Regions from separate parts of the Homo sapiens genome. Here region 1 is linked to region 2. Evidence: chromatin loops called from intact Hi-C (ENCODE). Cell type or tissue: Caco-2. All regions are shown on one strand. Each heading gives the region's core, and the rest is flanking DNA. Links, peaks and the distances in the headings are about the cores only.

Region 1 (10,973 bases), core at 924-8,923, 48 kb after region 2:
TTTTGAGTTTGTTGTAATTCAGGGAAAGGCTTTTCCAATTCTGAAATTCTTAAAAATTCTCTGGTGTGCATGTGTGTGTGTGTGTTTACTTTTATAAATTCATTGACTTTAAATAAATTTCTGAACTTTTTGGAATTTATGCTCTATAAGGTTCAAAATTTTGCTTCAACTTTTTCTCCAGTTGGATATCCACTTACAGTAACCTTTTTAGTGCATGGATGTGCAGGTTATTCTTTAACTTCAGAGGTAATCATGATATGTTATTTTATTGAGTACTAGCTAAAACTTTCTTTTGTATTATTTAGGATTTTCATAATCATGAAGAAGTGAAAGATCTGATGGATGAAAATTGCATTTTGAAGACAGATATTGCTATACTCAGACAGGAAATATGCACAATGAAAAATGACAACCTGGAAAAAGAAAATAAATATCTTAAGGACATTAAAATTGCTAAAGAAACAAATGCTGCCCTTGAAAAGTGTATAAAACTCAATGAGGAAATGATAACAAAAACAGCATTCTGGTATCAACAAGAGCTTAATGATCTCAAAGCTGAGAATACAAGGCTCAATTCTGAACTGTTGAAGGAAAAAGAAAGCAAGAAAAAACTGGAAGCTGAAATTGAATCTTATCAGTCTAGACTGGCTGCTGCTATATAAGTAAACACAGTGAAAATGTGAAAACAGAAAGAAACCTAAAACTTGCTTTAGAGAGAACACAAGATATTTCTGAGCAAGTAAAAATGAGTTCTGATATTTCCGAAATAGAAGATAAGAATTAGTTTCTTACTGAACAACTTTCTAAAATGCAAATTAAATTCAATACCTTAAAAGATAAGTTCTGGCCGCTGCCGCTGCAGCCTGCTGGGCTGGAGGAAGTGGAGCTGGTGCCGTCCCTGCTCTCTTGCTGGGAAGCAACTGAGGGGGCGGCGCGGCAGGCCCCGGCAGCCGAAGAGGCTGGCAGGTGGCACTGTGGGGTGGGTGCTCCTGGTGAAAGGAGTCCACTGCATGCGTGTGGGTGGAGTCCGGCCCCCGAGAGCCACCGACATGAAGAAAGACGTGCAGATCCTGGTGGTGGGAGAACCTAGAGTTGGGAAGACATCATTGATTATGTCTCTGGTCAGTGAAGAATTTCCAGAAGAGGTTCCTCCCCGGGCAGAAGAAATCACCATTCCAGCTGATGTCACCCCAGAGAGAGTTCCAACACACATTGTAGATTACTCAGAAGCAGAACAGAGTAATGAACAACTTCATCAAGAAATATCTCAGGCTAATGTCGTCTGTATAGTGTATGCCGTTAACAACAAGCATTCTATTGATAAGGTAACAAGTCAATGGATTCCTCTCATAAATGAAAGAACAGACAAAGACAGCAGGCTGGAGTGCAGTGGCGGGATCTCGGCTCGCTACAACCTTCACCTCCCAGCCGCCTGCCTTGGCCTCCCAAAGTGCTAAGATTACAGCCTCTGCCCGCCCGCCACCCCATCTAGGAAGTGAGCAGCGTCTCTGCCTGGCTGCCCCGTCTGGGAAGTGAGGAGTGCCTCTGCCCACCCACCACCCCGTCTGGGATGTGAGGAGCGCCTCTGCCCAGCCACCCCATCTGGGAAGTGAGGAGCGCCTCTGCCCAGCCGCCACCCCGTCTAGGAAGTGAGGATCGTCTCTGCCTGGCCGCCCATTGTCTGGGATGTGAGGAGCCCCTCTGCCCAGCCACCCTGAATGGGAAGTGAGGAGCACCTCTGCCTGGCCGCCCCATCTGGGAAGTAAGGAGCACCTCTGCCCGGTTGCCACCCCATCTAGGAAGTGAGGAGCGTCTCTGCCTGACCGCCCATCCTCTGGGATGTGAGGAGCACCTCTGCCTGGCTGCCCCATCTGGGATGTGAGGAGCACCTCTGCCCTACTGACCATCGTCTGGGAAGTGAGGAGTGCCTCTGCCCGGCCGCCCCATCTGGGAGGTGAGGAGCGCCTCTGCCTGGCTGCCCTGCATCTGGGAGGAAGTGAGGAGTGCCTCTGCCCGGCTGCCCCGTCTGGGAAGTGGGGAGCGCCTCTGTCCAGCCGCCCCATCTGGGAAGTGAGGAGTGCCTCTGCCTGGCCACCACCCCATCTAGGAAGTGAGGAGTGCCTCTGCCCGGCCGCCCTGTCTGGGATTTGGGGAGCGCCTCTGCCCAGCCGCCCCATCTGGGAAGTGAGGAGTGCCTCTGCCCAGCCGCCCTGTCTGGGAAGTGAGGAGTGCCTCTGCCCAGCTGCCCTGTCTGGGAAGTGAGGAGTGCCTCTGCCCGGCCGCCACCCTGTCTAGGAAGTGAGGAGTGCCTCTGCCCGGCCGCCACCCTGTCTAGGAAGTGAGGAGTGCCTCTGCCCAGCCGCCCCATCTGGGATGTGGGGAGTGCCTCTGCCAGGCTGCCCCGCCTGGAAGGTGAGGAGCGTCTCTGCCCGACTGCCCCATCTGGGAATTGAGGAGCGCCTCTGCCCGGCCGCCCCGTCTGGGAGGTGAGGAGCGCCTCTGCCTGGCCGCCACCCCGTCTGAGAGGTGAGGAGTGCCTCTGCCTGGCAGCCCCATCTGGGAACTGAGGAGCGCCTCTGCCCAGCCGCCACCCCATCTGGGAAGTGGGGAGCACCTCTGCCCGGCTGCCCTGCCTAGGAAGTGGGGAGCGCTTCTGCCCGGCCACCCCGTCTGGGATGTGAGGAGTGCCTCTGCCCAGCCGCCCTGTCTGGGATGTGAGGAGCGTCTCTGCCCAGCCGCCACCCCATCTGGGAAGTGGGGAGCGCCTCTGCCTGGCCGCCCCATCTGGGAAGTAGGGAGCGCCTCTGCCCGGCCACCCCATCTGGGAAGTGAGGAGCGCTTCTGCCCGGCCGCCCCATCTGGGAAGTGAGGAGCACCTCTGCCTGGCCGCCCTGTCTAGGAGGAAGTGAGGAGCGCCTCTGCCCGGTCACCCTGTCTGGGAGGTGAGGAGTGCCTCTGCCCGGCCGCCCCATCTGGGATGTGGGGAGTGCCTCTGCCTGGCCGCCCATCATCTGGGAAGTGGGGAGCACCTCTGCCCGGCTGCCCCATCTGGGAAGTGAGGAGTGCCTCTCCCTGGCCACCCCATCTGGGAAGTGGGGAGCGCCTCTGCCCGGCCACCCCGTCTGGGAAGTGAGGAGCGCCTCTGCCCGGCCACCCCGTCTGGGAAGTGGGGAGTGCCTCTGCCCGGCCACCCCATCTGGGAAGTGAGGAGCACCTCTGCCCAGCTGCCCCACCTGGGAAGTGGGGAGCACCTCTGCCCGGCCGCCCATAGTCTGGGAAGTGAGGAGTGCCTCTGCCCGGCCGCCCCATCTGGGATGTGGGGAGTGCCTCTGCCTGGCCGCCCATCATCTGGGAAGTGGGGAGCACCTCTGCCCGGCTGCCCCATCTGGGAAGTGAGGAGTGCCTCTCCCTGGCCACCCCATCTGGGAAGTGGGGAGCGCCTCTGCCCAGCCACCCCGTCTGGGAAGTGAGGAGCGCCTCTGCCCGGCCACCCCGTCTGGGAAGTGGGGAGTGCCTCTGCCCGGCCACCCTGTCTGGGAAGTGAGGAGCACCTCTGCCCAGCTGCCCCGCCTGGGAAGTGGGGAGCACCTCTGCCCGGCCGCCCATAGTCTGGGAAGTGAGGAGCGCCTCTGCCCGGCCACCCCGTCTGGGAAGTGGGGAGCACCTCTGCCTGGCTGCCCCGTCTGGGAAGTGAGGAGCATCTCTGCCCGGCCACCCATCGTCTGGGATGTGAGGAGCACCTCTGCCCTGCCGCCCTGTCTGGGAAACGAGGAGCACCTCTGCCCGGCTGCCCCATCTGGGATGTGGGGAGTGCCTCTGCCCAGCTGCCCATCATCTGGGAAGTGGGGAGCGCCTCTGCCCGGCCACCCCATCTGGGAAGTGAGGAGTGCCTCTGCCCAGCCGCCCCGTCTGGGATGTGAGGAGCGCCTCTGCCTGGCCACCCATAGTCTGGGAAGTGGGGAGTGCCTCTGCCCGGCTGCCCCATCTGGGAAGTGGGGAGCGCCTTTGCCCAGCCGCCCATAGTCTGGGAAGTGGGGAGCACCTCTACCCAGCCACCCCGTCTGGGAAGTGGGGAGCATCTCTGCCCGGCCACCCATCCTCTGGGATGTGAGGAGCACCTCTGCCCCACCGCCCTGTCTGGGAAGCGAGGAGCGCCTCTACCCAGCCGCCCCATCTGGGAGGTGTACCCAACATCTCCGAAGAGACAGCAACCATCAAGAATGGGCCATGATGACGATGGTGGTTTTGTTGCAAAGAAAAGGGGGAAATGTGGGGAAAAGAAAGAGAGATCAGACTGTTACTGTGTCTGTGTAGAAAGAAGTAGACATAGGAGACTCCATTTTGTTCTGTACTTAGAAAAATTCTTCTGCCTTGGTATGCTGTTAATCTATAACTTTACCCCCAACCACGTGCTCTCTGAAACATGTGCTGTGTCAACTCAGGGTTAAATGTATTAAGGGTGGTGCAAGATGTGCTTTGTTAAACAGATGCTTGAAGGCAGCATGCTGGTTAGGAGTCATCACCACTCCCTAATCTCAAGTACCCAGGGACACAAACACTGCCTAGGAAAACCAGAGACCTTTGTTCACGTGTTTATCTGCTGACCTTCTCTCCACTATTAGCCTATGACCCTGCCACATACCCCTCTCCGAGAAACACCCAAGAATGATCAATAAACATTAAAAAAAAAAGATAAAAGAAAAAAAAAGATAAGTTCCGTAAGACAAGAGATACTCTCAGAAAAAAGTCATTGGCTTTAGAAACTGTACAAAACGACCTAAGCCAAACACAGCAGCAAATAAAGGAAATGAAAGAGATGTATCAAAGTGCAGAAGCTAAAGTCAGTAAATCCACTGGAAAGTGGAACTGTGTGGAAGAGAGGATATGTCAACTCCAACGTGAAAATCCGTGGCTTGAACAGCAACTAGTTGATGTTCATCAGAAAGAGGATCATAAAGAGATAGTAATTAATATCCAAAGAGGCTTTATTGAGAGTAGAAAGAAAGACCTCATGCTAGAAGAGAAAAATAAGAAGCTAATGAATGAATATGATCATTTAAAAGAAAGTCTCTTTCAATATGAGAGACAGAAAGCAGAAACAGTAGTAAGTATCAAGGAAGATAAATATTTTCAAACTTCTAGAAAGAAAGTTTAAACATTTGGTTCTGGATACATGTTGAACCTAGTTGAATATAAAAATCAGTAGATAAAAAGTGTGTTTACTATACTGTATAATTCCATTTACATGAAGCATCCAGAAAAGAGAAAGGTATAGGTACAAAAAGTAGAATAATGTTTGTGAAGGGCTGGGGCTGGAAGCTGGTAGTGACTGCTAATGGGCGTGAGGGATCTTGCAGTGATGGAAATGCTCTAAAGTTGGATTGTAGAGATGGCTGCACAGCTCAGAAAATGTACTAAAAATCTTTTAACTTTATGTTAAAACAGATACATTCTATAGTATGTAAATTATATTTCAACAAAGCTTTTTGGTTTAAAAAAAAAGGAAAAATGTGTTCACTACATCAGCTTAGAAACATAACTTGTTTCCATAGAGGTGAGAGATGATTTACTTTGAGAGAAGACATTGTGTCACCTATGACATTTTATTAGGCACAGAGTCATATTTTAAGGTAGATAGTCCTGTAGTGCTGAAATAATAATTTTAATGTCTTTATATTGCCACATGTTAAGACCATGGTGAAGGTATAAATGGAAATGTTTACACCTGAAATGAGTATTTTCAAATTAAAATTTAATTAAGTGATTTGCTTCAACACTTAATTCTAGATTTCCCAGATGAACTGAAGTGTATTGCTGTATCTTGTAATATCTTGCTTTAAGTAGTTTTTTATATATTTTAGTTGGTATAGCTTTATTATTATTCATATTAATTTAACTTAAATCTGAAAATGTCAGTCTCAAATTACATATTTTAATGACCACGTAATGTTTTAAAGGCACCTACTTGTTATAAAATTATAATTTAGGGTAAATGTGGTAAATTTTAGCAAAACTATATTTGATTTAGTCTTCCCACTCGTATTCATAATTTACTTTGAATATTTTTATTAATAATTAGCTCATAATTTTTATTTCAAGGCTCAATGACTATCATTTGAATATAACTTTGTCCAGTACAAAGATACTGTAGCTGCCTGTGATTTATGAGTTAGGCATTAGATCCCCATTTTCAGACTAAAGCGGGGTGGTAGGCTTCACGTACAGTGGGAATGGAGTAATTACAGGAGGGAGTTGTAGAAGCTTGAAGTCAGAGAGGGAGGTAGAGGCCTGTTTACCTAGGGCCTCAAAGGCCATTGGACTTTTACTTTTATTCTGAGACAGGAATCTGTTGGAAGGATTTGAACAGTTGATTGAATATGTTAGGAACTTTGAGGTTGAGTTGAGCTTCTAAGATGATTGAATGGTGGGATGAATCTGTTGTATTAAGAGAATACCAATTTGGCAGGAGGATAACACATTCTGCATCCCTCACTGAATTCAGTAATAAATAAAAATGTGTACCTGTGATGAAAAGAAGGTGAATTGATGTGTGTGAGATAATTTTCAAAGTAGGTATGTTAGAGTTAAATGTTCTTAACATAATTTAATAATAAGGCAATTTATAAAATCAGTAACAAAAGTATTTTATCAGGTGGTTATGAGACAACTTCAACAAGAAGTGGCTGATTCCCTTAAAAAATTAACTATGTTAGAGTCTCCACTGGAAGGTACATCATGTTGTCACATTAATTTGGATGAGACACAGGCCTCAAAGAAGAAATTATTTCAAGTGGAAAGTCAAGTATGTATGGAATCTAACATGTCGACAGTTATTCTGTAGCTGGTTGAATTATATAACATGTTTTAGGATACTAATTTTGGCAGAAGCTTGATTTTGTACTTTCATTATAATTAATTATTTCCATTTTACTATCTTTATAATGTACTTTTTTTAAATATTGTGACTTTTGTTCTACCATTTTGAAAAAGGATTGCATACCTTTTCTCTTACAATATGTACCCTTGGAAAAGTTGATAATTATACATCATTCCTCAGAGAAAATTGACTTTTTTCCTGTTAAACATATTTTCAAGTAATTTTTGTATTGCTATGATGAGGCAGGCCAGATTAAATCAGAGGACAATGTTTAATGGAATGTTCCAGAAAATTGTCTTATTTCTTCACTTTTGTGAAAGGACACAGAATCTGTGTCTATTTCACAGATTCTAAGTTAACTTGTATAGAAAGGCCATTATACTATTCTTTGAAATGTACATGTTTTATGTCAATTTACAAACTATTTGAAAAGTTAGGCATTTTCTTTATTTACCTTTTATTTAAAATATAAAAGTATAGAAATATTTAGATCTGATATAGTAGGTACATCAAAAATTGAGAGCTGAGAAAATTTTCTTGATCCTGCCATTGGATTTTAAAAACAGTTTCACTGAGATATAATTCATGTATCAGACAGGTCAACCATTTAAAATGTGCAACTCAGTATCTGTTAGTATATTCACAGCATTTTCATCACCCTGAAAAGCAACCCCACATCTCCTAGGCATGACTGCAGCCTTCCTCCATGTCCCTCCACCTACCCCTGTTGTAGGCAAACACCATCTATTTTTGTCTCCATAGGTTTGCCTGTTCTGCATATTTCATATACATAGAGTTAGACAATACATAGTCCTTTGTGACTGGCTTTTTCACTTAGCTTAATGTTTTCAGAATTCATGCATGTTTTAGCACACATTGGTAGTTTATTTCTTGTTATAGTTAAATGATACTCTATTGCATGGCTATACTGGTTTTCCATTCATTCATCAGTTGATGGACGTTTACGTTAGTTTCCACTTCTAGCTATTATGAAAAATGCTGCTGCAAACATTCACTTAGAGGTTATTATGTGGACACGTGTTTTTATTTCCCTGCCATTGGACTTTATCCTCAGAGTTAATTGGGCAGATTTCAGCACTTGTCTTGCTCATGCTATCCTTTCTGCCTTCTCAGTTTCTGTTCATCTAGCCTCATTCATTCAGACCTGGCAGACAATTTTTTTGTTTTTATGAAGCTTTCTCTGACTGTTCTGACTCTCATTGACCTTATGTGTTAGGAATTGTTGTCCAGTCTGTGCAGAAAACTTAGTCCTTAATTTTACATGGCTTTTTCTTTTTTATGGAAGATAATTTTGTCTCAGTATAAATTTGCTTAATGGGGGAATAATATATAATATGTATGGCACCTATCCTTGCATAAATTGAAAATATTTTAGCTTAGAAGTTTTTAGCATACAATTAAATATTTTATACCATACCAATTATTTGTTCTTTGAGACCTTGACACAGTAAGGTTTATATTCTAAATGTATTTTTAGCAATTAAATATCAAATCTAAACCAATTAGTCTAATAGAGGAGACTCGTTCAATCACATGTTTATGTTTTTCTCTCTATGAAAAAGAATCTAAATTGGCCTTTTTTCACTATGCAGCCATTACTGTATTTCTGGACTGCTCCCAGTTTGTCAGCTGAACAGTTCTGGCTGCAGCTTGTCTGATGACAGATAGCACAGCCCCTCAATCTGAGTGCTCAGCAGAGTGCTTGTGAAGGCAGCACCACAGCAACAGTTGCTCAGAGGGAACAGATTCAGGAGCCTTGGTTTAGCAATAGAGTCCAGGGTTTTCAGCTCAGTGTCTTTAGCCTGTCTCTGCTGGTCATGTCAGTTATGTACTATTCCATCCAGGAGGTGCTATTTACATTGTAGTACATACATAGTCATTGCCTACTGAGTCATACACAGAGAAAAGTAAGTTATAAATTATATGCCCCCCATTTGCTGCAACTCTCAGTGGTGAGAAGAATGATTCAGTGCAGCTATAGGAGACTACTTCCATTGGCATGCCACCTGCCTAACATACACAATTTTGTTAAGATATACAATAAAATTATTATGCTACTAGCAAATATTTTATGTAGCTCACTATGTTCCACGTACTCTTGTAAGTGCTTCATGTTAGTCCCCAGTTAAACACCTGGTTGGGGGAGGTGGCTCATGCAAGTAATCCTAGCATTTTGGAAGGCTGAGGCAGGAGGCTCGCTTGAGCCCAGGAGTTTGAGATCAGCCACAGCAATATAATGAGAACCTGTCTTTAAAAAATAAATAAATAAATACTTAGAGGCATGGTGGTGCATGCCTGTAGTCCCAGCTACCTTGGGAGTCTGTGGTAGGAGGGTCGGTTGACCTTGGAATATTGAGGCTGCAGTGAGTGTTGATCAAGCCACTACACTCCAGTCTGGGTAACAGAGTGAGACTCTGTCTCATAAATAAAACGTTTTGTATAGATTCCCATAGAAGTGAGTTAGACATCAGGCATAGTATTGTTAGCCACTTTGATGTCTGCCTAGGGAGTAAAACATATAATAAGGGACAGCATTAAACCATCTCAGTCAGTAGCCTCTAACTTCTCAAGAAGGTTCTTATCTCCTGAATGTCTAAGCAAGAGACTACCTGGATGAAGACATTTGGTGGACACCATTTTGAGATGAAGAATCTCAAATGGGAAGAAGGGAGATGTCTACTTGACTGGAGCTTCCCAATGATATATTTGAGTGTCCCCCAAAAGAAACTTTAGAAACTTTAGAACAAGACTTTCATCATTCCATATCTCTATGGAAAAGGAAACTCTTTAAAAGAAAACAAAGGCAAACAATTGATAATCTGATTCTCTTGGGAAAGTTTTCATTATAAAAGAAAAAAAGGGCTGGGTGTCGTGGCTCATGTCTGTAATCCCAACATTTCGAGAGGCTGAGGTGGGTGGATTACCTGAGGTCAGGAGTTCAAAAACAGCCTGTCCAACATGGTGAAACCCTGTCTCTACTGAAAATACAAAAATTAGCCAGGCGTGGTGGTGTGCACCTGTAGTCCCAGCTACTTGGGAGGCCAAGGCAGGAGAATCACTTGAACCCAGGAGGTGGAAGTTGCAGTAAGCCAAGATGGCGCCACTGCACTCCAGCCTGGATGACACAGTGTGACTCCATCTCAAAAAAAAAAAAAAAAGAAAAAGAAAAGGGACAAAGTATACTGGTCCAAAAAAGAAGAAAGAAAGAAAAAAAGGACAAAGTATACTGTTCAATATCGTAATGGTGAGACTGTCCCCCTTTGAGATAGAAAATAACGGTATACTCAAAGTAACATCAATAAGAACCAACATAAAATAGACAAGATTCACTATCTACAAAAGTAATCTGCACCAAGTAGCAATGTCTGAGCGTGTGGTTGAGAATATTGTCTATAATATGTGTACTAGAAGGAAGAGGCCTCAAGAAAAATGTCAGAGCTGGAAATGTAGATTAGGGAATCTAGTTCAAAGTTTTGAGATTTTAGGAGTCCTGAGAGAATTTAAAAAGTGGAATAGCAGCCAGGCGTGGTGGCTCACGCCTGTAATCCCAGCACTTTGGGAGGCCAAGGCAGGCAGATCATGAGGTCAGGAGTTCAAGATCAGTCTGGCCAACATAGTGAAACCCCATCTCTACTAAAAATATGAAAAATTAGCCGGGCGTGGTAGCACACGCCTGTAATCCTAGCTACTTGGGAGGGTGAGGCAGGAGAATTGCTTGAACCCAGAAGGTGGAGGTTGCGGTGAGCTGAGATTGTGCCACTGCACTCCAGCCTGGGTGACAGTGGGGGACTCCATCTCAAAAACAAACAAACAAACAGAAAGGAATAGGACTGAAGAACAGAGGTTGCTGCATTTAGAAATGAAGTGGGGTCAGAGGAGCAGAGGGAACATTTGGTCACTGCTCGCAGCTGCTGCTGAGTAAAGCAGGATAAAGTCCTTCATGACCCTTGAACTTTTTTATTGGAATTATTAAAAATCAGATTTCCATATTAAAAACACAATAAGTGATGAAAAATAGATTTCTGGATGAGACCATGTGTCACAGATTCCAATGGAAGGGGAGAAACAGGATAAT
Region 2 (10,973 bases), core at 1,762-9,761:
CAAGACAGTGGCAGCTCCAGGGCAGGGCCAGGGTTAGGACCATGGACATGTCCAAGGCCAGTGCCAGGGAAAGGGCAAGGGTAGGGGGCAGGGTCAGGGTCATCTAAAAACCAGGGACAAAGCCAGGCCCAGAGCAGGGCCAGGACAGGTACCTGGCAGGGCCAGGGTCAGGGACAGGGCCATGGCAGGGCCAGGGCCACAGCCAGGTCTGTGCTATAGCCAGGTACAAGACAGGGCTCAGGCAAGGCTAGGGTGAAGGCCAAGGTAGGGCCAGGGCAGGGTCAAAGCCAGGCTAGGGCCAAGGCAGGGCCAGGGCAGGCAGGACAGGTCCAGGAAAGCATAGGGCCAAGGCAGGGCAGGGCCAGGCCAGTGCCAAGACCAAGGCAGGGACAGGGCCATGGCCATGGCCTGGGCAGCACCAGGTTCGGGGCAGGAGCAAAAGAAGGGCAAGGACAGTTCAGGTTCTTGGCACAGCCGGGGTCCAGGACAGGGTCAGGGTAGGGCCAAGGCAGGGTCTGGGCCATGGTAAGACCAGCGACAGGGCTGGGGCTAAGATAGTGACAGGGCCAGAGTCAGGGCAAGGACCAGAGCAGTGCAAGGCCAGGGTAGGGCCAGTATTTCAGGGTCAGGACAGGGTCAGGGCCAGGGCAGAACCAGGGTAAATTCTCAAGCCAGGAAGGGCCAGGGCCAGGAGAGGTCCAGGGTCTGTGTTAGGGCACGAGCAGGGCCAGACCAGGGTAAGGGTCAGGGCCAGGGCCAGGGTAGGGACAGGGCAAGAAACATGGCAGGACCAGGGGCAACACCAAGGCCAGAGCTGAGCCAGGGCTGAGTCAGGGCTGAGTCAGGGCAAGGCATGGTATGGCCAGTGCAGGACAGGACCAGAGCCGGTCCATAGAGAGAGCAGGGCCGATGCCAAGGCAGAGCCAGGCTGGTGCCAAAGCTGAGGCAGTGTCAGGGCATGTCCAGGGCGGGGCCAGGGCCAGAACCGAGCCAGGGCACGGCCAAGGCAGGGTAAGGCAGGGCAATGGCACGGCCGGGTCAGTGCCAGGACAAGGCAGAACAGGACAAGGCAATGGTAGGGGCAGAGCAGGGACAGGCCAAAAGAGGGTCAAGTCACTTCAGGGCCGGGGCAGGGCCAGGGCCAGGGATATGGCAGGACAAAGACCAGGGCCAGGGTCAGGGCCAGGTCTGGGCTAGGGCCAGGTCCAGAGCAGGCCCTAGCCAAGACTAGGGTGAGAGCCAAGGTAGGGCCAGGGCAGGGTCAAAGCCAGAGTAGGGTGAGGGCAGGGCCAGGGCAGGGTGATGACACAGCCAGAGCACGGCAGGGCAAGGTGGTGGCAAGACCAGGGCAGACTACTGCCAGCTCAGGGCCAGGGAAAGGCCAGGGCCAGGACAGAACCAAGAAAGAGTCTGGGTCAGGGCCAGGAGCAAGGCAGAGCAGGGCCAGGGCCATGGCAGAGTCAGCAGGTCCTTGGCAGGATCAGGTTCCAGGCCAGGTCCAGGGCACAGGCAGGGGCAGGGCCTGGATAAGGGCAGAGCCAGGGATATGGCAGGACCAGGGTCAGGGCCAGGGCCAGGGCCCAGGCTGGGCCAGGGCAGGGCCAGAGCCAGGCCATAGTGAGGGCAGGGCAAAAGCCACGGCAAGGTCAGGGCAGGTCCAGGGAGCGGCCAGCGTCAGGCAGGTCCAGGGCACAACCAGGGCAGGGTAAGGCAGGGCAATGGCACCACTGGGCCATGACAGGGCAAGGTCAGTGCCAGGAGAGGGCAGAACAGGCAGGGCCATGGTGGGGCCAGGGCAGGGACAGGCCAAGGCAGGGCCGGGACAAATCAGGGCCAGGACATGTCCAAGGCCAGGTCAGGGCCAGAACAGGACCAGGACCATGACCATTGGCAGGGCCAGTGCTATGGCAGTGCCAGGGTCAGGACAGGGGGCAGGGCCAGAGCCAAAGCTGGGTCAGCACAGATTCAGGGAAGGTCCAGGGCAGAGGTGGGGCCAGGGCCTGAGCCAGGGAAGGGCCAGTGCAAGGGCAGGACCAGAGCAGGGACAGGGCAGCACAGGGCCAAGACAGGGCCAGGGTGGGACCAGAGCAGGGCAGGGCTGAGACAGTCCAGGTAATGGCAGGGCAGGTCCAGGGCAAGGCAGGGCAGGGCAGTACAGGGCCAGCTCCACAGCACGGGCAGGGCATAGCCAGGCCCATTGTGAATGCATCGGCCCTCCCTACAAGGCTCCTACCACCTGGCCACTGCCGCAGCCTGGCCACTGCTGTAGGCCTGCCCCCACCCTGGCCGCAGCCGCCTGCCCTCCTACTGCTCCAGCATGCTGCAGTCTGCATTGCCACCACCAGCCCACAGAGAAGCAAGCTGTGGTGTTGCAGGCTCCAGGTGTCTCCTCCTCCTCCTGGCACGGAGCAGCTGGGAGGGCAAAGCCAGAAAATCCTAGAGGAAGATGCAAGGGGTGGTAGTGTCAGAGCCTCACTTTGTCACGCCAGCCACTGGGTGGCAGGGGCCAGTTTCAGTGAAGGCACTCACACCCACCCTTCAAAGTCCTTTTGGCCCAAGCTGGCCAGAAACTGGGGCCTGGGGTGGGTGCTGGAGACACCATAGTGCCTGGCTCCCAACTCCACAGGAACTGCTGGGCCCACTTGGGCTGCACTCCTCGGGGAGCAGGAGCAGCAGAAACTCAGACCCAGCCAACCCTCTGCACCCAGGTGCCACTTCCTGTTCCGGATGCCTCCACGTACAGGCCCCTGTCCCCAGTGGTGTCTGCTACTCCATACTGGGGGGTGCCAGGCAGTCTCTGTGGCACAGACCCAGAGTGCATGGGCCCAGGAACTACGGTGGGTGTAGGGGCTCTGCCATGCTCAGGATTTCCACAGAAACACTGTGTCTGCCGTGCTCCAGTATGAGCAAGAGTAGGTTGCCCTCTGGAGTGTGGGGTCCAGGGAGAGGAGAACCGCTCCTTCCTTGGATGCCAGCACTGTCGCTGCCAACTCTGCTGACCGTCGCCAGCAGTGCAGCCCCCAACAGTACCCAACTTGCCCCCCTCCATGGCTAGTCCTGCCCTCAATAGCACCCCCCACCTCCACCCCCCAAAACGCCACCAGCAGTGTATACCCGATAGTGCCCTAACCTGTCCTCCTCTATGGGCATTGCAGTCCCAGAGAGCACCCATAACACGCCCCCCACCATGGGCAGTGCAGCCCCATATAATGCTACCAACCAGTACCCCCAGTGCAGGCAGTGACACCCTAGATAGCGCCCCCAACCCACCCCACACTGTGAAAAGTGCAGCCCTGATGGCCCCTATCCTATCACTCTGGTCATGCTGCAGTCTCTGTCACCACCACCACCAACCACAGTGAGGCAAGCCACTGGGCCATAGGCTCTAGCCTCCAGCAGCCGGGCACGGAGCAGCTCTTGCTGATGGCTGTCTGCTACCACTCCGACCACGCTGCTGTCTCCATGGCCATCTTCTTTGACTACAAAAGAATAAAACTAGGTATCAATAAGAATAATAATTTTGGAAACCATACAGTCACATGGAAGTTAAATAATACGCTCCTGAATGAATGACTAGTGGGTCAATGAAGATACTAAGATGGAAATTGAAAAATTTCATGAAACAAATGGTAATGAAGACACAATATACCAAAACTTATGATATGCCAATAACAGTACAAAGGCAGAGATTCATAGCTATAAGTGCCTACCATCCAAACAGAAGAAAAACTTCAAATAAACAATACATCTTAAAGAACTAGTAAAGTAAGAACAAACTAAACCCAAAATAAGAAAAGAAATAATAAAGATCGTAACAGAAATAAAGTTGAAATTAAAAAAATACACAAGATTAAACAAAAAGTTGGTTTTCTGGAAAGCTACACAAAACTGACAAACTTTTAGCCAGGCTGACTAAGAAAAAAGAGAGAAGATTCAAATAAATAAAATCAAAAAATAATATAGGAGACATTACAACTGATACTTCAGAAATTCAAAGGATCTTAACTGGCTATTATATGCCAATAAATTAGAAAGCCTAGTAGAAATGCTAGATGCATATAACCTACCTAGGTTGAACAGTGAAAACATCCAAGACCAGAACAGATCGGTAACAAGTAATGAGATCGAAGCCATCAGAAAAAGTCTCCCAGTAAAGAAAAGCCCAGGAACCAATGGCTTCACTGCTGTTGGCTTCACACCACACATTTACAGACCTAGTACCAATCCTACTCAAACTGTTTTGAAAAACAGCAGGGAATATTTCCAAACTTATTCCGTGGGGCCATTATTACCCTCATACCAAAATCAGACAAAGACATCAAAGAAGGAAACTACAGGCCAGTATCTCTAATATTGATGCAAATATCCTCAACAAAATACCAGCAAATCAAATTCAGCAATACATTAAAAAGATAATTCATCAGGATCAAGTGGGATGTGTCCCTGGGATGCAAGGGTCATTCAACACTCAATGTGATACATCATATCAACCAAATAAACGACAAAACAGTATGATTATGTCAACTGAAACTGAAAAAGCATTTGATGAAATTCAGCATTCCTTCATGTTATAAATCCTCAAAAAACCAGGTACAGAAGAAACATACTGCAACATAATAAAAACCACATGAGAGAGACTCATAGCTAGAATCATATGGAATGGGGGAAAATGGAAAGCTTTTCCTCTAAGATCTGGAACATGATAAGGATGCCCACTGTCACCACTGTTACTTAACATAGTACTGGAAATCCTAGCTAAAGCAATCAGTGCAGCCCCTGATACGGTCCCCAACCAACCCTGCCCCCTGCCACCAGCAGTGTAGCCCCCCCCCCCCCATAGCGCACCCAACACACCCAAACTGCCCCCTCTCCCCGCACCGTGGGCATTGCAGCACCCCATAGCGCCCTCAACCCGAAACCCCCCCACCCGCACCCCCGAGCAGTGCAGCCCTGGATAGCACCCTTAACCCACCTCACTGCTGCCGGCAATACAGTCTGGGATAGTGCCCCCAACTAGCAGGCCTAGCGGTTTTCTCTCATCCAATCAGAACATGAAGTCCAGGAACCTGGCTTGCATAACCTCAGTATATAAAACATGCTAAGGGGGAATTGCGCCATTGCAGGCTGTTGTGCCTCAGCGTTCCCAACCCCTCCGTTCGCACCTTAAAGAAGGCGAAAGCGGAGTCCCCCGCCACACGCTGGACGCTGGAGGCTGGATCCTGTGGCACCAGGGCTTGGCTCTGCATAGTGTGTGGCGGCGATGGAGACAGGCGGCTGGCAGCGAGAGCTGCTTCTTGCCTGGATACAGGAAGGGAAAGAGGAGGCACCTACCACAGGCTGGAGGCTAGAGTCTGTGGGACTGCGGCTGGCCTCGCTGGCTCGCCTCGCTGCGGTGGGTGGCAGCAGCGGACACTGCAGCCGGCCAGAGCGTAGAAAGGCGATTGGGTAGGTGCGCTATCCGGGGCTATACTGCCCGAGGCCGGGGGCCGGTAGGGGTGTTATTCCGGGCGTCACTACTTTAGGTGTGCTATGCCGGGCTGCGCTGCCCGCAGCAGCGGTGGGGGCGGGTTGGGGGCACTATCCTGGGCTGTATTGCCAGCAGCAGTAGGGCTGGTTGGGGGCCCTATTGTGTGCTACACTGCCCGCCACAGGGGACGGGTTAGGGCCGCTACTGTGGTTACACTGCCGGCGGCGCCGGGGTGGGGGGATTGGTCGGGGTGCTGACTGGGGTGGGGGGTGGTTTGGGGGCTGCACCGCCCGCGGCGGGGGACTTGTTGGGGGCGCTATCTGGGGCTGCAATGCCCCCCGCAGGGGATAGGTTAGGGGCCTCCGGTGGTACACTGCAGGTGGGGGGGGCGGGAAAGGGGGAGTACAGGGAGGTGATTGGACGGGGTGGTTTCGGGCGCTATCGCGGGCCGGACTGCTCATGATAGAGGGGGGCGTTGGGTGCTCTATTGGGGGCTACACTGCCAGCGGCAAGGGGCAGTTTGGGGGCGATACCCCACCGGTGGCAGGTGGGGAGGTGTGGTGGGTTGTGGACATCATTAGGGGGCTGTACTGTGGTCAGTGGGAGCGAGTTAGGGGAGCTATCAGCTGCTGCACTGCCTGTGGCGGGGGTCAGGTTTGGTGCGCTATCGGGACCATATTCTCGGTAGTGGCATACGGGTTAGGGGAGCTGTCGGGGGCTAAGCTGTCCACGGGGGACTGCGGGTTGGGTGCGCTATCCAGGGCATCATACCCCGCGGCTGGGGGATGGTTGGGGGTGCTATCCGCTATCTGGGACGGCACTGCCCATCGTGGGGAGCGGGTTGGGGGCCTTAAGGATCCTTGGCTGCACTATTCACACGGCGGGGATCAGGTTGCAGTGCTTTCTGGGGCGTCACTGCCCGCGGCGGGGGGGTTGGTTGGGGGTCCAATCCGTGGCTGCATGGCCCACGGCAGGGGGCAGGTTGGGGGAGTTATCTGGTGCTGCAACGTCTGAGGCGGGGACGGGTTGGGGGCGCTATTGGGTTTCTACACTGCAGCTGTGAGGGGAGGGTGTTAGGGGCGCTATCCCGGGTCCAACAGCTGGCGGCGGGTTAGGGGCGCTATCAGGGGGTGCCCTGCAGGTGGCGGCAGAGGTTTCAGCAACACCAGTGGCCTACAAAGAAGGAGCCTTCCTCCTCTCCCCAGACTCCAGACTCTAGAGGGCGACCTCCTCCTGCTCCTGCTCCTGGAGCGCAGCGAGCGCACAGCGTTTCCGCAGGAATCCTGAGAATGGCAAGGCCCCCATACCCGCGGTGGTTCCCAGGCCCGCCCCCTCTCGCAGCTGCAGCCCCACCTGCCAGCGCGTGCCACCTCCGAGCGACTTCCGGGACCCGGGCGGCCACCGCGGTGCAGGCGCGCGCCCAACGGCTTTGCGAGGCTCACTCGGTCTGAGAGGTCGGAGGCTGCGAGTGTCGCTGCTGAAGGCTGTGGTGGACTGGGCTGGATCGCGGATTTTGGATTAGATAATAGATTTGGGATCGCGGATTGGGGGTTGGATCGCGGATTTGGGGTTGGATCGGGGATTTGGGGTTGGATAGGGGATTTGGGGCTGGGTCGGCGGGGGCGTGGGGGGAGGTGAAAAGGTAACAGGGAGCTGCCCCCTCTCAAGAGCCGGTAGTTGGGAGTCTGAGAAGTCACCACCATGAAGTTGTTCGGCTTCAGGAGCCGCAGGGGCCAGACGGTCCTGGGCTCCATAGACCACCTCTACACGGGTTCCGGGTACCGAATCCGGTACTCGGAACTGCAGAAGATCCACAAGGCAGCTGTCAAGGGCGACGCTGCGGAGATGGAGCGCTGTCTGGCGCGCAGGAGCGGAGACCTTGACGCCCTGGACAAGCAGCACAGGTAGCGAGGGCTCAGCCCGGGGTGGCAGGGGGTCCCCAGGTCCGGCTTTCTGGCAGCCCCTGGGACGGGGGCCTTGGAGGTCGCCGGGCACCCTCTGAGCGGCGGAGCCAAACGGACCCTCAGCTGTTTTCCATCCCTCATAATTCCCTGGCTGGAGCAGTTGGTGGAGAATTTGAGTGATTTAACTCACAAAGTTAAGCATATACGGTGTTGATAATTTTAACGTACACGTTTAAAACATGGTTTATATACATTATAGGAGGTGCCTAATGAGAGAACTCATTCCCCTATCAAAAATGCCGTGAGTTATTTTCAGTAGGCGAAAAGTTCTCAGATAAAACTGTCCGTTTTACATCCGTATCCCCCTGTGTAGGTAGGTTCTTTACTGAAGGTTCTTAGAGAGAAACTTGGAAGTGGGAGGTGGGTTCTGTGTTCTTGAATGGGAAGACACATTTTCCTCAGAATGTGAGCTCTTTCTGTGTTTATCAATTTTACATAGACAGAATGAAAATATCAAGGTTTTAACATTTTTGTATGACACCTGCTGTCTTTCACTATTGTGATGACATTTAAAAAAATTTCATAATGGAGTGAAAAAACACTTGCTGCTCTAGATATCAAAATGTGCTATTAATTTCTACAATTAATTGTTTACTAACAGCTGAAAAGACAAACGCATAGAACAGAATAGGCAACCCAGAAACACTGAAATTATGTAAGATATACGTAAGGATTAATGAGTAGGAAAGGATGAATTATTAATGAAAAAATGTCTGCTGTTTGAAGAAAACTAATGAAATTTTATGTCACAAACATGAGTTCCTGATGGAATACAGATTGAAATTTTTACATATGAAAATGAGTAAAGTACCGGAAGAAAACACAAACGCTTATTTTACAGGTACACTTTATGTTCACAAAAGCCTTCCTAAGAATGACCTCATAAGAAGACATTCTGAAGGTTGATTTAGCAAACTAAAAATTAAAACTGCCTGTGTTTCAGAAAAAAAAATAACAAAAGAGAGCTTACTTGAAAAATATTAACTATATTATATATATATATATTCAGATGAAAAGTGTGTTTTCATTTTAGAGGGAATTCATTATATTCTTTTTCTTTTTTTTTTTTTTTTTTTGAGTGAGAGTCTCACTTCTTTGCCCAGGCTGGTGTCCAATGGCACAGTCTTGGCTCACTGCAACCTCTGCCTCCCGGGTTCAAGCAATTCTCCTCGCTCAGCCTCCCAAGTAGCTGGGGTTACAGGCAGGTGCCAGCATGCCTGGCTAATTTTTCTATTTTTAGTAGCGAGGGGTTTCACCATGTTGGCCAGGCTGATCTTGAACTCCTGAGCTCAAGTGATCTGCCTGCCTCGGCCTCCCAAAGTGCTTGGATTACAGACATGAGCTACCATGCCCAGCCTATATTGTTTATTATATATCATATGATATATATATATTGCTGATACATATACCATATATATTATTACAGATATAATCTGTTATATATATATCAGTTATATATACACATTAGATGAAAAGTTGTATGTATATATACACATTAGATGAAAAGTACATTTTCATTTTACAGGGAATTCTTTCAAATCAAATCATCAAAAACTCTAAAATGGGCAAAGTACTTTTTTCCAGATCTGCAAGTTATTTGTGTACATAGCAAAAAGTCCTTCGCATTTCTGGTATAAGAATTTAAATTAAAGGAGGAATGAAAGTTTTCTATCCACAATATTTGCGAGGACGTTTTGTACTCCTGCTTAAAGTTTAAGTTGCTGATTACTTTTCAAATAGATAATTTGGTGGTAAGTACTACATTTAAAAAATATGTATGCTCTTTACCCATCAATTCCATTATACTAAAACACCCTTAGGAAATAAAGATACATGCACTTTATTTTTCACAGCACTTATTTTAAAAAGAACCCATAGAATGGATCCTATAAATAAATTTCAGTTGCATCCATAGGATGGAATAATATGTGACCATTGAAGGTGGCAATAGATACAGAAGTATATTGATGTGCGAAGATGTATTTTGTTATAGCTAGTGAGGAAAAAAAATCAATTAAATTATACATACACACAAACATACTATGGTCTTGTTTTAGCAAAAAATATGTACAAAATATAAAATTTGTAATTTCTGAGCATTTGTATTTTAAGTAAAGTTCCTTTTTCTTACCTGTGATTGCTGCAGTGAACATGTACAAAACTTCTAGTAAAGTTTATTAATAAAGGAATAATCCTCGGGAAGAGAGGAATATGAATCTTACAGTATTAAAAATAATTTCTCACTTTCTATTTTTTATCATTATTGTGTGTATTGTTATCTTCTTTGAACTTTTAGCCTCTTCAGAAGTAAAAAGGGAATGTTTTTATCTGTTTCCAGATTTTATTATCTATATATTTTATATGTACATATGTTTTTCTTATATATTCATTCAATTTATGCAAACAATGATAGATTATTTCATTTTAATTGTATTCTTTAAAAATAAAAATAACATAAATAATTACTATTGCAAAAATATTGCTTTATAGGAGTTATTTAAAAATATTGAACTCCCCAACTGTATTTATCCATTCTTTCATTCCATTTATTCATCAAACATAACCTGAGTACCTGTTATGTAGCAGACATATTCTACTATCTCTCAGGACCCTTCTATCCTTAAAAACTTCATGTTTACCTGCCCTGCCTGCACAAGTTGAGAGATTTAAAATAGGAATATTGGGACTTAATCTCCTTGAAACTTTGTCTCCCACCTTTCAAACAAAAGCATTTCTGAAGTTAGAAAATAGTAGAAGATAACCTTTAACTGCCCATTCAAAAGTTTATCAGTCTTAAATACTAATATTAATCATTGGAAAGTCTTATTTGCATATATTCTGTAAGTATAAATATTGAATAAAATGAGCCATATGTATTCATTTGAATCATGAGTTTCCTTTGGCTTCAGTTTGTTTGAAAATCAAGGAATTAATTTGTTTAAAAAATGCATTATTGTTATTTCAGTGCTCTATCCCCATAGTACCTTTAAGAACTAAAATGTATTTACATGCCAGTTGTATGCCTAGAACTGCCCTAGACCTGCTGAGTATACCATATTCTACTTAATGTAAGGTCTCATGGATTGTGTGATGCCCCGCTATTTTATATATCAATAAGATAATTTTTAAAATGCTACCAATTATAGTTATAATAATATGTGTCATTCCAATGTCAGAAGTATTAAAATGTGACCTACTCTTTAAGCCATCCTGCAAAGTAGGTATAATTGTATCTTTTACCTAATTAAAATGTTTTTGTTAAGTAGTAGTAATAGTAACAATTATAATATCTGGCTGGGTGCAGTGGCTCACACCTGTAATCCCAGAATTTTGGGAGGCTGAGGTGAGAGGATTGCTTGATGCCAGGAGTTTGAGACCATCCTGGGCAACAAAGTGAGATTCTTACTCTACAAAAATTTTTAAATAAATAGCTGGGCATGCTGGTGCACATCTGTAGTGCCAGCTACTCAGGAGGCTGGGGATGGAAGATCGCTTGAGCCTAGGAGTTCCAGGCTGCATTGAGCTATAGTTACATCATTGCA

Evidence for each region. A loop is a pair of places that touch in the nucleus more often than their neighbours do. Peaks named below come from ENCODE experiments on the same cell type or tissue, not always from the same donor. Only the 100,000 strongest peaks of a DNase experiment are listed, where the experiment ranks them.
Region 1: a loop joins it to region 2, with 10 times the contacts of the local background. A loop is called at or near these places in 1 of 110 quality-filtered maps.

The regions. Positions count from the first base shown.
Region 1 is chr18:14,220,959-14,231,931 of GRCh38, forward strand. It overlaps the pseudogene ANKRD20A5P and the pseudogene RHOT1P1. Among named protein-coding and RNA genes, the nearest start is that of ZNF519, 94 kb to the left of the region's middle. In Caco-2, for the core only: no CTCF peak of the experiment used is centred there; a DNase peak (open chromatin) is centred at 4,453.
Region 2 is chr18:14,172,227-14,183,199 of GRCh38, forward strand. It overlaps the pseudogene ANKRD20A5P. Among named protein-coding and RNA genes, the nearest start is that of ZNF519, 45 kb to the left of the region's middle. In Caco-2, for the core only: CTCF peaks have their summits at 6,596 (motif pointing right) and 6,795; a DNase peak (open chromatin) is centred at 6,775; H3K4me3 peaks cover 1,862 bases.